Linked DNA regions of Homo sapiens: region 1 is linked to region 2. Evidence: chromatin contacts called from ENCODE Hi-C or POLR2A ChIA-PET data. All regions are on one chromosome and are shown on one strand. Each heading gives the region's core, a stretch centred on a gene start or an enhancer-like site at or near the end of the contact. The rest is flanking DNA. Distances are from core to core; before and after follow the strand shown. Region 1 overlaps ERGIC1 (endoplasmic reticulum-golgi intermediate compartment 1). Region 2 has its middle 51 kb from the start of MIR5003.

Evidence for each region. A loop is a pair of places that touch in the nucleus more often than their neighbours do. ChIA-PET counts read pairs that join two places held with the same protein, here RNA polymerase II (POLR2A). Pooled maps may share reads with other maps.
Region 1: a loop to region 2 is called in a map of aorta, with 2.4 times the contacts of the local background. The contact joins two enhancer-like sites. A Hi-C loop is called at or near these places in 4 of 168 maps with a recorded cell type or tissue (PC-3, aorta, endothelial cell of umbilical vein and 1 more) and 8 of 50 pooled maps. POLR2A ChIA-PET finds 5 or more read pairs at or near these places in 6 of 52 experiments (A549, H1, MCF 10A and 3 more).

The regions. Positions count from the first base shown.
Region 1 is chr5:172,880,724-172,886,805 of GRCh38, reverse strand. The region is part of intron 1 of ERGIC1 (endoplasmic reticulum-golgi intermediate compartment 1); the gene reads right to left. Among named protein-coding and RNA genes, the nearest start is that of MIR10523, 31 kb to the left of the region's middle. RefSeq lists an enhancer at 4,446-4,535. Within about 2 kb of position 4,810, at least 15 of the 41 ENCODE cell types and tissues checked have a DNase peak (open chromatin) inside an H3K27ac peak, as active enhancers do; they include endothelial cell of umbilical vein, where a contact is called at or near this core.
Region 2 is chr5:172,710,799-172,716,109 of GRCh38, reverse strand. No RefSeq gene overlaps it. Among named protein-coding and RNA genes, the nearest start is that of MIR5003, 51 kb to the right of the region's middle. RefSeq lists enhancers at 893-1,498, 2,714-3,321. Within about 2 kb of position 1,254, at least 23 of the 41 ENCODE cell types and tissues checked have a DNase peak (open chromatin) inside an H3K27ac peak, as active enhancers do; they include endothelial cell of umbilical vein, where a contact is called at or near this core.

The sequences.
Region 1 (6,082 bases), core at 3,561-6,060, 170 kb before region 2:
ATGACCACTACTGTACCACCCTGGGACCGTCACTTAACCTCTCTGTGCCTCAGTTTCTTTGTCTATAAAGTGGGGGCAACAACAGTAACTATCTCACAGCATGGTGGTGAGGCTCAAATGACTGAGCACATATAAAGTACTTAGGCAGAGCCTGGCACCCCAGAAATGCCACGTGGATATTTGTGGTTACTATTATTATTAACGCTTGTTTGACAAACATTTACGCAGTGCCTACTAACACACCCCCTCTTTTAGGCCCTTAGGCAAGGAGATAAAAATCAACCCTTGGCCCAGTGAGTTTGTAGTTTAGCGGTAGAGGCAAAGAAAGGGAAGGAGAAGGTAGTGGCATCCTCATCACGAGGTGCTGGATTAACTCAGGAGGGGGTACCTGACTTGGCCTGGGGTCCTCGGTGAAGCTTCCTACAGGGGGTGATGTGTGCACAGAGCAGGAGGGGGAGAAGATGGATGGGTGGAGGGAAAGAGCAGCCCAGGCAAGGAGAGGAGCAGAAGCAAAGACAGAGTAGGACCGAATCTGGGAAGCTGGGCGCTGTCCTCTCTCCGGCACAGGGTACAGCCCGATGTGCAGGGAGAGGAGGACGGAAAACTGGGGCGGGGCTGGAGGAGAGGGTCCTGAGGGCCAGGCTGTGGCTAGGGAGTCTCACACCAAGTGTCGATGGGGGCCGGCGGGCGGTCTACTGTGGGAGACTGTGAGAGGTCAGCAAATTTGGGAGGTAGGGGTGGGGAGAGGGAATGGAGAGAAAACAAACCAGCAGGCGGCCATCACCGAGCCCCAGCTGACACCTGCCAGGTAGAGATGCGGGCTCAGGAGGCCAGACCTTCTGAGTGTCCAAGAGAAGCCAAAAATGTGGAATTTTACATGGAAGTTCACCATTCTCAAATGCTGGGCCAACACTCTACAGGACAAATGAGACGCGTCTGCAGATGACATGAGGCCTGGGGCCTAGGCGGTGACCATTTGAGCGGAGAGGCCTTGCGGAGCTGGAAGAGGATGTGGTCCGCCTCGTGTCATAGGAAGGCCAGCCTGGGCCAGTGGGGAGGGCATGTGGGTTCTCCTAAGACTGGAGAAATGAGCAGCAGGAAAGGGCTGCAGCGGGAGGGGTCTCGTCCTCACTCCACCCCAACTTCGTGTTAGACCTTCAGAAAATCCCTGGCCCTTGCTGGGCCTCAGCTTCTCTGAGTATGAAATGAGGGGGTGCACAGGGGATCTAAAAGTTCCCATGCAGATTAAAGCATGACAGCCGTGTCCTGGGGCTCGATACCCCAGGTGGCTAACAGCCCAGCTTTTGTCCAGGTCACCATCAGGGACCGACAAGCAGAAACTGGGCCTCGCAGTTTAAAAAAATACAGAAACTGCTGTACACGATGGCTCTTGCCTGTAATCCCAGCACTTTGGGAGGCTGAGGTGGGAGGACTGCTTGAGAATAGGAGTTTGCGACCAGCCTGGGCAGCATAGAGAGACCTCATCTCCACAAAAAAAAATGAACAAAATTAGCTGGGCATGGTGGTGTGCGCCTGTAGTCCCAGCTAGTCAGGAGGCTGAGGTGGGAGGATCACTTGAGCCTGGGAGGTTGAGGCTGCAGTGAGCTAAGATGGTGCCAATGTACTCCAGCCTGGGTCACACAGTGAGACCCTATCTCAAAAATATACATAAAATAAAAATTAAAAAATAAAAAATATAAGAACCATTGTTTCAAAACTGGAAGTCAGAGGCTGCTCTGGGTGAGGAGGCAGCAGTGGCTCGGGGCAGAGTGTCTAAGTTCAGTCAGGGTGAGGAAGAGAGAGATAGGAGATTGTTACATACAGAGAGACTGGTCAAACATGTACATGTACAAGGATAGTGGGGCCAGGTGCCTCACTGTCAGGGAAGGGAGGTGAAAACATGGTATTATAGTGGTAATGGAAATATCAGTATGAATTAATCATTTTCAATATACCCAAACACTGAAATATGCACATGTATATATACGTATCATATATACATACATTTCCTAGCTCTTTCCATAGAGAAGATCCAGCAACAGCAACAGCCCAATAGCAGTGAGTGTAACGAGCACCCAAACCTTGGCTTCTAATCACTATTCTCTACTTAAAGCAGTCAGAGCTCCTTGGAATGGCTGATTCTAGGCTGGGCAGGAAAAATACAAGATGGGCCTGGAGCACCTTCTTATGTCAGAAACCAAGAAAGTGTTCAAAGAATGAAAAGGACATGTCAAAAGGACAAGAAGAGGCCAGACACAGTCAGTGGCTCATGCTTGTAATTCCAGCAGTTTGGGAGGCCCAGGTGGGGGGATCGCTTGAGGCCAGGAGTTCAAGAAAAGCCTGGGCAACATAACAAGACCTCATCTCTACAAACAACAACAACAAAAAACAACAACAAAAGTTGGGCGTGGTGGTGTGTGCCTATAGTCCTAGCTACTCAAGAGGCTGAGGTGGGAGGATCATTTGAATCCAGGAGTTTAATGCTATGGTGAGCCTTGCACTCCAGCCTGGGCTACAGGGTGAGGCCCTGTCTTTAAAAAAAAAAAAAAAAAAAAAAAAAACTTGGGGTTCCCACTGGCCGAAGAATAGACAATGTGAGCATCAAAATAAATAACAATCATCACAGATTATAAGCCATTGGATAAAACAGAAAGGATAAAACATACATAGAAATAAAGAAATGAACAAATCAAAACTTTGATAAAGACAGGATATTGACATACCTTCAAAGCACTTCCCCCAGAAAACGCTTATTAATTACAAAATGGAAAGAGTAACTGTGCAGTGGAGAAATTTGGCAGACATCGTCTTTTTGATGGGGGCTGGAGGGACAGGGTCTCACTGTGACCCAGGCTGGAGTGCAGTGATGTGATGACTCACTGCAGCCTCAACCTCCCAAGGCTCAGGCGATCCTCCCACCTCAGCCTCCCGAGTAGCTGGGACTACAGGGATGCACCATCATGCCTGGCTAATTTTTTAATTTTTTTGTAGGGATGGGGTTTTGCCATGTTGCCCAGGCTGGTCTTCAACTACAGGGCTCAAGCGATCTGCCCGCCTCGGCCTCCCAAAGTATTGGGATTACAGGCATGAGCCACTGTGCCTGGCCCAGGCATCATCTTAACCAGGTGAAGACAGTGGGCACCGGAAGCATGGAGACACATCGGCACCCTGTGCCTCCTGATATGCCGCACTGAGGAGGGCACAGCACCACTTCTGGGGGATCCTGCCTAAAAGGTACAGCTTCAATCTAACAATGAGAGAACATCAAACAAATCCAAAGTGAGGGGCAGTCTACAAAAAAACAAAACAAAACAAAACAAAAACTGGCTGGCATTTGTCAAGAGCACTCAGGTCATAAAGCACAAGAAAAGATGGGGAAACTGTCACAGATTGAAGGAGACTAAAGAGACATGACAACTAAATCCAATGAGATCCTGGATCAGAAAAAGGCCATCAGGGGACACCTGAAGAAAGTTGAGTACGATCTGCAGATTGGCCGGCAGCACTGTCTAATGGATTTTCCTGCTCTTAATCATGGTATTGTGATTATGTAAGATGTTAACATCTGGGGATGCTTGGGTAAAGGGCATACAGGAACTCTGTACTATTTTTGCAGTTTGGCGGAAAAGTCTGAAATTATTTCAAAACAAAAAGTTAAAAAAGTATTTCAAATGGAAATTTAAAAAAACATGAAAGACAGAGATGCCACTTAATCACACTTAGAGCATGCCTATAATCCCAGTTACTCAGGAGGCTGAGGTGGGAGAATCACTTGAGACCAGAAGATTGAGGCTACAGTGAGCTATGACGACTCCACTGTACTCCAGCCTGAGCAAAAGAGTGAGACCACCATCTCTAATAGTAATCATCATCATCATCATCACCACCACCCCACTTAGCCTGTTGTCTTCACATATGGCTGGTCCTTGTAGGCACCTGAATTTGAGGTGCTGAATTTTAGGTGCTGGTTTAACCCTGACTCCTGGGTGTCAGGCAGAGTAAGTCTTTGCTGGGCATGGGGACAGGGGTAGGGAGGCAGGCTGGGCGATGATGACGCTCTAAGAGGGAGGTGAGATTTGGACCAAAGCTACAGAAGGCAATCAAAGGAAAGAGTAAATGATGCTTAACCATAATCACTTCCATTCTATGCTGGGCACTTTGACATACATATTTGCATGTATTTCTCACAAAACCCTGGAAAATACTGATATCTCATTTTTCCAGGGAGAAAATGGAAGCTCAGAGTCACCAAGCCAGTGAGTGGCAGAGCTAGGATTCAAACCCAAGTCTGAGTCCACAGGGCATGGTCCTTCCACTGCCCGTACTCTGGGAATCACCAGTTTAGAGCTCATTTTTTGGTAAATCAGATGAAGGTCTCATGGTTTTGCTCATCTGCTTTTCCAAGGATGCTGCCCCAGAGCAGATGAGAGTCACCTGGAAGACAGGGACCAGTTCAAAATTCATTAATTCATTCAACAGCCATTTGCTAAGCACCTAATATACCAGGCAGTGTTCTAGACAGTGGGGAAATGAAAGTGATCAAGGCAGACACCACCCCATGAAGCTGCCAATCTAGCAAAGCTTCTGGCTCCTTGGGAGTGGCCACCTCAACACTACGTACTGTAATACTGACTCCATTCCCACGCCACAGAGCCACGCTGGGCAGCAGTGGTGGGGTAAAGGGAGAGCTCAAAAAGACCCTAGTTTCAGAACTGACCACAAGCCAAGTGAGTCAGCATGAATGTCACTAAGAAAATGGGTTATCAGGAGGCTGGTGAGAACCCCAGGCATGTGACAGACCAGGAAGTGAGCCGTCCTCCCTGGCTGACATTAGTCAGTCCCTTGCTGCGGTGATGTGACCAGTTGTGACCAGCTCTCCGTCAAGAGAATGTGGAGGAAAGGGTGAAGAGAATGGAGGAGGGAAAGGGGTGCTTACAGCAAACCTGCTATATACTAGGGCCACAGAGGCCTTCGACCAGCATGTTCACATCTAATTGTCTTGACTGACTTGCAAATTAGGGATTATTGTTCCATTTTACAGATGAGGCTCAGAGAGGCTGGAGACTTGGCTAGGCTCACACACCTATGAAGTGCCACGGCAGAGATCTGAATCCAGATCTAATTTATGGTCCTGTTGCTTTTCCCCCACAGTGTGGGGACAAATCAGGCCCATTTGGGTGGAAAATATTTGGAAGAAAAGTTAAAGATTTGGACTGCTTAGCCTCAAACACAGAAAGCTAAAGGACGGATTATAATAAATATTTATTATTTAAGAAACACTCCCTCCTAGCCCTCCCCGGCCACTGGAGTATGAGTTCTCAAGGGCAGGTCCCAGACCTTTCCTCTACTGCCCTCCTCGCTACCCAGTCTAGGCCCTTGGGGAACTGAGTCCATGAATGGATCTGCACAAGCATAAGGCCCACTGGATAGCCTTAAACATGAGACTAAGATAAGATGGGCAGTGGTGAAGCTGGGCGGTGAGTACACCGTGGTCCCTGTACCGTTTTCTCTACTTTTGTGGATACTTAGACAGTTTCACTTTTTTTTTTTCTTTTTTTGAGATGGAGTTTCGCTCTTGTTTTCCAGGCTGGAGTGCAATGGCGTGATCTCAGCTCATCGCAACCTCCGCCTCCGAGGTTCAAGCCATTCTCCCGCCTCAGCCTCCCGAGTAGCTGGGATTACAGGCATGTGCCACCATGCCCAGCTAATTTTGTATTTTTATAGAGATGAGGTTTCTCCATGTTGGTCAGGCTGGTCTCGAACTCCCAACCTCAGGTGATCTGCCTGCCTCAGCCTCCCAAAGTGCTGGGATTACAGGCGTGAGCCACCGCGTCCAGCCACATTTTCACTTTTTAAAAAGGAAAATGGGCCAAAATTAAAGCAAGAGAGGAACCAACTGGACTTAAGAAAAACTAACCTGGATGCCAGGGGTCAAGGGAATGGGAGTGGGGACTGGGGCTAGCTGGGCACGCGGTTTATCCCCTGCTGGGGCAGAACCCAAACAGAGACCCCATAGGGCCCCCTGCCCTCAACGCTCCTCACGGTCAGCTCTCTCAGGGATTCTGAGATCACTGTGTCCAAC
Region 2 (5,311 bases), core at 5-2,504:
TCAACCCTCTCAAGTTTGGGGGCCTGTGGGTGAGGTTGGCAGAGCGGGCTGGGAGGCCCTCTGTGGGACAGGTCCTGTGGTGTGTGCTTGCCAGGCAGAGGGCCCTGTCTGCCACTGTTCGGAAGTCTGGTTACTGGAGAACGTGTTGCTGAAGTCAGAAAGCCCAGCGGTCTTTCCCCACCCCACCACTTTCTAGCGCAGTGATCCAGAGCCTCTGTCAAGGATCTTGAACTGCCTTCACCTCACTGAGCCTCAGGTTATCCCTCTGTAAAATGGGAGTCGCAGTCCTGATCTTTTCAGGCTCACCTGAGAGAGCAAACACATACACAAAGTCCTGAGCCCACTCTAACTGCTTGATAAATAAGATTTTGAAGGACCCCACAGACACATACCGGCCATGCCTCAACGCCTCTTCGATGCTGAGAAGCAGATGTTGTGTGATGCCGCTGTAGAATTGGGGAAACTGAGTCACCAGCCAGGAAGTGCCTGGGCTCAGGCTTCAGCCTGAGTCACAGCCCTAGTGCTGGGAAATCTCCTAGCAGCCACCTCTGGACATGCTTTGTGCCTCTGTCTACGAGCATCCTCTCCTCCCGGCCCCTCTCACTCCCTGGCCCACCAGCCAGGGGGATGCTGGCCAGAGCCCACCACAGCCTGGGCAGGCTTCATCCCTAGAATGAAGCACAAAGTAGGAGCTTACTACGCATCTGATGAGTGGGTGATGCTCTGAGATACACATTTTTAATCCTGCTTTACAGGTGGGGGATTTGGAGGGGCGTGGTGATTTGCCCAAGGCCAAACAGCTATGCTGGGGAAGGACCCTGAGCTTGGTGCCCATGGTGGCCACCAGAGAAAGCTCTGGGTGTCTGAACTCCCTCTGGGCCGGCTGTCCAGGGTCACTCTCCCAGATCAGACCTGGGATCAAAGGTGGCTCAGCAGGAAGCCCTTCCCATCCCACTTCCCCAGAACTAGGACAAGCTTTGACGTCAACACGTCCACATTCCTGCCCTGCAGCCCTGGGGCTGGGGCACTGAATTTCCTCCCTCCAGCGCTGGCATCACAAACAGGAAGCTGGGTCATGTGTGCAGGGCCAGGCCAAAGGCCTCGGGAGAAGGAGGAGGGGGCTAGTGTCCAATCCGGGCGTCAGTTCCCTTCCTGGGGCACCCAGGAGTGGGGATTGGAGGGAGTCCTGTAACACTGTGCCCACGGAGCCATGCTGTTCCTAAAGCTGCCTATAGAGGGCCTTCACAGACTGCTCTCCTCAGCTGGCTCCCACCAACTGGGGCCAATCTCACCGATTGACAGTAACAGCTATCAGGGATGGGGCCCTTCCGCCATGGACTTTACATGAGGTCTCTCATCTGATGCTCGTGAACACTACTCCCCTTATCTTCCTTTGACAGATGAGGCCACTGAGGCATTGGCAGGTTATGTCTGTTGTACAAAGTCCTGCAGCCGTGGGGATGGGGCAGGGTAGGAATTTGGACCCAGGCGGTCTGGCCCAGAGCTGGTGCCAGGAGCCCACCAGGGACAGCCTTCTCATCAGCTCAGACCCTCAGGTGCAATGTTGGAACATGCAAATCTGATTATCTTGCCTGCCTGGGATAATGCCTTTGCCCCAGGGACAAAATCTGTGCTCTGAGGATGGCATTCATTGCCAGTGATCTGCGGCTGGTCCCACCCCCAAGACCCATTTCCTGCTCTGAATGTCCCAAGCCACCTCCGATTCTCTAAACCACTCTCATTTTCTTTTTTTTCATAATGACCGTCTTCTATTCGGGAGCAGTCCAAGGATCAAAGGAGGGACAGGGTTTGTATTAGGTCACAGATGTGTTAGAATTCACACCTGGCTCTGGCTGGTCCAAAACCTCCAGAGCCTGCAGTTCTCCAATGTTAGGATGCAGAGGAATGGCTGGGGACCGGTTCAGATGGCAGCTGTCCAGGCCCCCTCCGGGGGAGGCAGGGGAGGGTCCTGGGAACCTGCATGGCCAGTGCTTGCCAACCCTCTGCAGCCCTCGGGCTGTCTGTTGGGACTTGAGTGGGCACAGAAGGTGCAAGGTATCTTCTGGGGCTTTTCCACCTGGTGGGCCCTGCCCACCCAGGGGGCTCTGGGCAGCCTGGGACACTGGCCTCACCTCTCCCATGGAGCAGCCTCACCTCTCACTCCCCTCCCTCAGGGTCCCGCCTCACTGTCCTCACAGTTGTGTTGCCCAGGCCCGAGAAAGGGCTGGTGCAGACCAGAGGTTCTCATACTTGACTGCACATCAGAATGTTCTGGAGTGCTTTTAGCCACAGGTTGCTGGGCTCAATCCCAGAGTCTCTAAATCAGGAGGTCTGGGTGGACAGGAGCTGCTGCTGCTCCAGGTACCACACTGTGAGAACCACTCATGTGGAGGCAGCTAGATGCAGGGGTGGCCAGTAGGCAGGCAAGGGGTGGGAAGGCATCACCAAGCTCCACTGGGTACAGCTGTGCCTCAGTTTCCCCAAGTGCAGACATGGAGAACAGCAATGCCTACCTACCTATGGGAGTTGCCAGGATTGTAGGCATGTGAGAGTAGGGGACCAGTATTTGTTTTTCTTTCCCACTTAGAAGTCCCCTTTCAGGCTGGCTCCATCCACGAATGTTTGCTGTGCAAACACATCCCTTCCTACCTCAGGCCCTTGGGCTCAGTTCCTACCGGGCAGCAAGGATTTCTGCCATCCCCCTGAGAGGCAGGGTGTCTGCTGGTCACAGCTGAGAAGCTGCCGGGGAAGGAGTCAAACCAGGCCTTAGTCTTTATTTGTCCACAGTGTTTTTCAGGGAGGCCACGGCGCCCACCCACTGGGCACCCGGCCCCTTCCCCTTGCTGGGGAACCCCCCTGGAGTCCACGCATCAGGCGGGCCATTTCCCGGGTTTTGGCGCCCTCTGGCGGTCAGCGAACGAAGGAACAAAGGCGAGGAAGGCAGAGAGCCTGACCCCAGGGCTTTGCAGCCCCCCATCTGCGGGGATGCATTCATTTCTTTATTCACCCATCCATTCCACAAACATTCAGTGCCACTGGGATAGGCACCGGGGACCACAATGGACGAAGCTAGACACGATGGCTGCTCTGGCCACATTCATAGTCCATCAGGAAACATATTCACGCGCCTGCACAGATGTATTAATACAGCCTTTGTTAGAAATGCGTGGAGGAAAAATTCAGGGTGCATGAAAGCATATACCCGAGGGACTGCCCGGTGGCCCAGGCAGCCAAGGACCCTGGGGGAGAGGGTTGATTGGAAGTTATGAGCAGGGGATGGGGCGAGGTTTCCTAGAGCACACAGCATGTGCAAAGGCCCTGGGCAGGGAGGAAGTCTGGTGAGTGTGAAAGCCAGAGACGCTGGATGGGAGGAGGCAGCTGTGGAACAATGTCTGGGAGGCCAGCAGGCCTGATTTCACAAGGCCTTCTCAGCCTCAGTGAGAAGATTCATTTATCTTCTTGGCACATCGGAGTGATGCCTGGTTAAGGGGGTGGTCTCTGGCTCCAGGCTGCCTGGGTTTGAGTCCTGTTTTTGCTTTGGTCAGCTGGGTGACCTTGGGCAAGTTGCTTAAGCTCTCTGTGCCTGCTTTCTCGCTTGGGTAATGGAGTGGTAACAGAGGTCCCTTCATAGGGCTTCTGTAACAATTCCATGAATCTGCACAAGCAACATGCCTGGAACAGTGCAGGTTCTTGGCAGTGCTCAGTGAGGGCTGGCAGATTTGTTATTGGTTTTTTTGTTTTTGTTTGTTTGTTTTTGAGACAGAGTCTCCCTCTGTTGCCCAGGCTGGAGTGCAGTGGCACGATCTTGGCTCACTGCAACCTCCACCTCCTGGGTTCAGTAATTCTCCTGCCTCAGCCTCCCGAGTAGCTGAGACTACAGACGTGCACCACCATGCAGGGCTAGTTTTGTATTTTTAGTAGAGACGAGGTTTCACAATGTTGGCCAGGCTGGTCTCGAACTCCTGACCTCAGGTGATCTATCTGTCTCAGCCTCCCAAAGTGCTGGGATTACAGGTGTGAGACACCACACCTGGCCGATTTGTTGTTGCTGTTATTTTTATTGGAGGGTTCTGAGCTGGGGGTGACAGGGTGAGAATCCTGGTGGCAGGAGGACTCCAGCCTCTGCATGAGACAGCTTAAAGCCGCATGGGAGCAGGGAGATCTGTTAGGGGGCTGCTGCAGCCCTCCTGAGGGGAGATGGAGGCCTTGTGGACAAGGATTCTGGTGGGCAGTAGAGAGCACATTCCAGATATAATTAGGAGGTAAAACCAGTGGCGCTTGGCTGATGGATTGAATGTGGGGGGATTAGGGAGAGACAGAGTCCAATGCAACTCCACAAACCAGGACTTCTCACCTGGAGAGAACGTGAGATGAGGACCAGGGTGTTGTTATTTGATTGATTGACAGATTGAGTAATTGATTGATGGGTGGAGGTACTGGGATTGAGGGTGGGTTTGCAGTTCCTAGGTGGTGGCTTGGAGGAGCTGTCCAGTGGCTGCAGGGTACAGTGCTCTGGAGAGTGGCCCAAGGGAGAAAGGGATTCTGGACTCAGCTGGGTTATTAAAGCTGCAAGGGGCCGGGCGCAGTGGCTCACACCTGTAATCCTAGCACGTTGGGAAGCCGAGGTGGGCGGATCACGAGGTCAGGAGTTCAAGACCAGCCTGACCAATATGGTGAAACCCCATCTCTACTAAAAATAAAATAAAAAAAAATTAGCCGGGCATGGTGGTGCGCGCCTGTAGTCCCAGCTACTCGGAGGCTGAGGCAGGAGAATTGCTTAAACCTGGGAGGTGGAGGTTGCAGTGAGCCAAGATCATGCCACTGCACTCCAGCCTGGGTGACAGAGCAAGGCTCCGTCTCAAAAAAAAAAAAAAAAAAAAACTACAGGGGAGGATGCCACTGTAAGAAAGAGTGTGCAGGTGGAGGAGGCAAGGGCTGATCCTGATCCCACCTGTGATGGCTGCTTAGATAAGGATGGGCCAGAAAGGACCCCGAAAAGTAGATTTTAAGACAAACATTACTAAGGGTAGAGACATTTCATAAGGGTAAAAATTGTAGTATACTACGAAGCTATAACAATTCTAAGTGTTTATGTTCTTAATGCCATAACTGCAAAATATATAAAGTAAAAGTCGACAGAACTAAAGGAGACATATTCAATCCACAGTCACAGGGGAGGACTTTTAACACAGCTGAAGCAGACGACAAATTTAAAAAAACAGATTTCAACCACATGATAAACAAACTTGACCTAATTCATGTATTTCAAACACCACACTCCACAATGTCAAAATATCCATTGTTCTCAAGT